Regions from separate parts of the Mus musculus genome. Here region 1 is linked to region 2. A link is a loop called in an ENCODE intact Hi-C map of the cell type or tissue named here. Cell type or tissue: heart. All regions are shown on one strand.

Region 1 (2,500 bases), 260 kb before region 2:
ATTAGTCAAGCACAAAACATCTAGAGAATTACTCATTTCCTGGAGTTGAACTGTCCAGTTTCCAGCTTTCCTTTCGAAAAGTTGGTTCTCTCTCTCTCTCTCTCTCTCTCTCTCTCTCTCTCTCTCTCTCTCCCTCCCTCTCTCTCTCTCTCTCTCTCTCTCTCTCTCTTTTGGTGGACAAGTTCGCTGGAAGTAAATTCAAGGAGTCTAATTAAATCCTCCGGGTTCAGGTAACCTTCGAAAAAAAATTTTTTAACAGTAAAAGGGGTGGGGCCAGAAGGGAGTGTCATATGTCAGGCCTTGACCAATAGGGATGATCTAAAATTTAAAACCTAAGAAGAGATTTTAGATAAAAGGTCGACCTCCTAGTTTACAAAAGGTTCTGAACAAAGCAGAAAGCTCAGCTCTCTGGTATCACAAACAAGCTTGGTTTGTAAGCAAATTATTTTTTTATTTTATTTTTTGGTATTCTGAGACAGGACTCTATTCTCTATACAGCCCTGGCTCTCCTTAAACTCACTGTGTAGCCCAGGCTGCCCTAGACTGTGCAGAGATCCACCTGTGTCTGCCTCCTGATTGGATTACTAGGATTAGAGAGTATGTCGCTATTAGTCACTGTTCCTGGGAGTCCACCAGAGATAACCACGTAGCCAAAGTTCATAGCCTATTGAAAGTCTTTATTCCAACCAGCTGGGATGACACTTAGGTACTGTGTGTATTCAGTGACCAATGTCCAGAGCACAGGGTTTCTGAAGGCAGAGACCTCACTTGGCAGCTGGAGCGGGGGGGGGGAGTGGGGGGGGGGTGGGGGGTGGGGGGCGGGGTGGGGCGCGGAGGTGGAGGCTTTGGGTAAGCAAGCGATTTGACCGCTAAAATCTTCTCTCAGCAGCCGACCCCACCCCCGCCCGCCCCCAAAGCTGGGCGTACACCACCACACTCAGCTTCAATGGATTTTTCCAGAAGTTTTATGTTGTACATTGTTTTTGATGACATTTAATTCTTTAGCAAGTCACCACTTGCTAACCTAGTTTCCCAAGCTGCGAGAAACCCGGGTGGGGGGTGGGTGGGTGGGAAGTGGGGTGTTTCCTTCCTTCAGAGAAGTAGCATGGGGGGCGGGATTTGGGGTATGTGCGGTCTTTGGGGTTTTCTTTCTTTTTTTTTTTTTTTTTTTTTTTTTTGAGCCTTGACTGGTCAGTTTCGCCCCTAGAGGCGGAAGTTGGCTTCCTCTCTGGCTTCCTGTAACTTTCCTCCGCCCTCTTGTTAGGATTGTGGAATTCAGCAATGGCCTCGATTCAGTTTTGGTGAAATGGCGGCCATTCTCATCTTCTCGGAGCCCTTCTCTTTGCTCACACTCGCGATTCTGCCCCCGCAAGAGTACTCTGGGGACGTCCTTATCGCTGGGAGAGAGCGGTCGCATCTCATTCCTGAACCTGTTGGGCTCGCTGGGCGCGTCACCTGGCTAGCAGCTTGGGCCAGCTCCGCAGGCTAACTTTCCTGGACGCCTACTGAAGAGTCTGCTCCTCTCTGTGTTCTTTCCAGTGTCTCGTTCGATCCAGTTTTCTGGTGGTCTCCAGCGAAGACAGGCGACAAAGCCGTTGTTGAGTGGGATGGGCCGGCGACCGCCCGGTGTGAGTAATCCCAGAACCCCTCCTATTCTTGCAGTTCCCAAAGGGACTTGGGAAGTTGGAGAGCTGACTCCTGATTAATGTAGGAAAGTGTTCGTTTCCTATCTTCCACTCTTGGTTCCTTCTGTGCTTTTTGGGGATCCACTCACAGCACCTCCAGACTTGTGGCACATTCAAATCCAAGTCTTTCTTGAAGAGAGCCAAAGACTTATTAAATTAAACTTGTTACTGGACTCAAATGCCTCCTTGTTAATTTAGTGTGTGACTCTGGATGGCGTGAAATTTCGAACAAGGTACTTGGGTGTTTTTTGTTTGTTTCTATAATCCCAGCGTAGAGGCTGCCTGGACAAAGCTCAAGGACAGCTTATCCTGGCAAGAAGCCTGCTGGCCAAGAGTGAGGCAGTGAGGGTTTGGCCCAGGGCCTTCCTATACTCAAAGCATTATTTCTCTTAAATCTCAGAAACAAGAAGCACTACCTGTGTTATGACGCCCTAGCTGACCTTCACCTCTGGGAAGACTTGACACCCCACCTGGGGCAGCTGTCTTGCTCCTTACTAAGGATTTTACTTCTTATTTTGCATTGCATTTTAATATCCAAAACCTTTCAGGCAAGTTATAATATAAATAAAATATACCTGCAAAGTAAATACAGACACTGCCCCCACCTCCCACGAGTCCATTCCCTAGCGACAGCCAGAGGTGGCTGGTTCTAGTCACATACATTGGTGTACTCAAATACAGTCTTTTGGTTGCCTTTAAAAAAATTGGGAATCTTCCCTTGGCCCCAGCCATCCAGCTCCTTTTCGTATTCTTTCTCCAAACAGTCTTTCAGAACAGATGTTTGTGGTGTTGTTTTTCTGTTTCCATCCTAGTTT
Region 2 (2,500 bases):
TAGCAGACAAGAGTGTACAATTTGTTCAGAGGGCTAAAGTGGGAGTTACGGATGCATTCATAGTCAAGGAATGATGGAGCGAGTACTAGCAAACTATGAAAATTCTTCTTAACCATTCTTTTAACCTGGTTCATAACTTTGAGGCAAAGCAGGTATGGGTGTAAATCTCGACTTGATACAGAAAGTCTCCAGTGCAACTAGTGAGCAATGTGCGTGGTTAGGTGAACCGTGTACATCATCACATCAGTAAAAATGGGTATGGGTAAGAGCACTGTCTTTCACATAGGTATGTATGTGCTGGTTAAACATCTGAGGCTTGCCAGATACTACCTAATTTTAAAAATAGAAAGCTGGAGAGTGGCCGAGATGATAAAGTGCCTTTAATTTTGCCCTTTCCCACCACCAAATGTCCTTCACAATTCGTTTTCAAGTGTCACCACCATTAATATGCTATTTGGAGCTCACTGTAGCTCAGACTTTTAACAGGACAGCAAAGATTTGAAAGGTCACAAACATTTTTACTAAGGTAGAGCAAGAACTCTGAGTCTAGCTCATTTTGTTCAGTGGTCCTTACATAAGCTAAGTGAATTTCCAGCGAAATATTACCATCTTTCCTGATGCAGAAAAAGATGCATAAGCAGGTAATTGACTTCACTGCCATAATTGTGATTTAAAAAAAAAAAAAAGTGTCTGGGACTCAGAAGTGCTGGCACTGGAAAACACAACTGCCAATATTCATTCTTTTTGCTTCAACCAAAAGTCTTTCTGTCTGTCTGTCTTCCTTATTTCTTTTAAAAAGACATGTGGCGTTTGGTTCCAAATCAATTACAAATAAAAGCCCAATAAAGAAAGAGCTCTTTCTAGTGTCCTTTCCTCCCATTTGCATCACAGATGGCCACCGAGAGCTTAAGGTTTAACGTCCAGACACTAAAGCCACTCATCCTAAAACGACAGAGCTCCAGATGGACTCTGTCTGGCAAAGGATGGGAAGCTGCCAATCTTCAGAGGTGCAGATAGGGTGAATCCCGGAGGCTACCGCCCAGTTCCCATCAGTTTGCACCCACACTTGGGAAACATCCCTTTCCCATCTCGGGGCGGAATCCTTCCGTGAGTGACCTCTGGGGACCAGAGGGACGCGGGACAGGAAGGCTTCTCTGCCTTTGAGAGAAGTTGACAAGGGCAAGTTCGAATCGCACGCGGGAGCTTACTCACGGGAATGGCCCGGCGTCCTCGCTCTTCCGCCCACACTCGCTCAGGAAGAAGCCCCTAATGCGCGGCAGCCTGAGAGCAGCATCTGAAGCAGCCGCCGCCGCCACCGAGCTAACCCCCCCGGGCGTGGCAGGAACTGGCAGGCGCTCTCACATCATCACCGGGCGACCTTGGAGCTGCAGTGACGCCGGTTCAATGGCAGCCCCCACCCAGCTAGGGAAGCTAAAAAGGAGACCCACTCTCCCAACAGGCTTTGCGGCCCTAGCGCAAAGCCTTCTGGGAACTGTAGTTTGCTTTCCGTCCCGCCTACAGCTCGAGGGCCCCGCCTCCTCACTCCAGAGCTAGAAGCTGGAGGCGCGGTGGGGCGGAGCGGCGGGCCCCGACCCCGCTGGGGTGGGGCGAATCCCGTCCCGGCCGGTTGCCCCGGGCTAGGGCAGAAGTCCAGGCCGACCGGCCTTCTCCAGGCCGTGCTGCACTTCTGTGCCTTGAGGCTCACCCTGGAAGCCGGCCTAGTGTTTTCGCCTCGCCCCTTCGCGAGGCAGGTCCCGGGGCTCGCGCGTGTCGCCTCCCCTCAGCGCCCGCTGTCTGGAGAGTCGCTGGCCTTGGTCACCGCCTAGGTAATGAGGGGAGGCAGGCCAGCACGGGATGGTGTGGGGACCCGGGGAGCGACAGGGAACGCAGGTCGGTAGGTGCACAGCGGAAGGCTACAAGGCCAGTCCTCGCCTCCGCTCCTTACCGGAGTTGACACGGCCGGCCGAGCAGCCGCTGGAGTCTGCGGGACGCCGGCTCCCGCTCTCTGTCTCTGTGCCAGCGCACGGGGGGGCCGGGGCTCCCGGGTGCCCAGCAGCGGTGCCAGGTGCAGGAACCCAGCTACCGCCGCCCCGCTCCCCCAGCTCTTACCTTTGGTAGCGCACACAGGCCTGGCGACTTCCCAAGCTGAAGACACTCTGGCCCCAGACCTGTCTGCTCAGAGACGTCGAAGGGACCTTTTTCCAAATTAAATGTCCAGGCTTCGTTTTGTCTTCAGTGTTTACATTTGATGTCTTGTTTTCCCCTCGTGGGTTTGTTATGTCAAATACCTTTCCTCCAAACTTGATCATGATTTGTGACAGCACCTGCATAGCACAGTGCTTGGCACTCCGTAAATATTTGTTGAAACCATGAGTCATGATACTAAGTTTGGAAAATTGGATTAAGCTGTGTGCTTCGCTATGATCTTTGTTAAGGTTTTATGAGATTTCAAGATCACCTTGAGAATTACTGTAATTTTGAAGCCTAACAAAGAGTATTG

Evidence for each region. Peaks named below come from ENCODE experiments on the same cell type or tissue, not always from the same donor. Only the 100,000 strongest peaks of a DNase experiment are listed, where the experiment ranks them.
Region 1: it touches region 2 in a loop (3-fold over the local background); 1 of 42 quality-filtered maps calls a loop at or near these places.

Annotation. Positions count from the first base shown.
Region 1 is chr1:58,712,032-58,714,531 of GRCm38, forward strand. Cflar (CASP8 and FADD-like apoptosis regulator) reads left to right here and starts at 1,255. Exons shown (of 10, transcript NM_207653.6): 1 at 1,255-1,628. In heart, a CTCF peak has its summit at 1,215; DNase peaks (open chromatin) are centred at 690, 1,210 and 2,010; H3K4me3 peaks cover 2,500 bases; H3K27ac peaks cover 2,500 bases.
Region 2 is chr1:58,972,025-58,974,524 of GRCm38, forward strand. It overlaps Trak2 (trafficking protein, kinesin binding 2), which reads right to left and starts at 1,458. Exons shown (of 16, transcript NM_172406.3): 1 at 1,213-1,458. Stradb (STE20-related kinase adaptor beta) reads left to right here and starts at 1,498. Exons shown (of 12, transcript NM_172656.6): 1 at 1,498-1,826. In heart, CTCF peaks have their summits at 1,159 and 1,363; a DNase peak (open chromatin) is centred at 1,507; H3K4me3 peaks cover 2,500 bases; H3K27ac peaks cover 2,213 bases.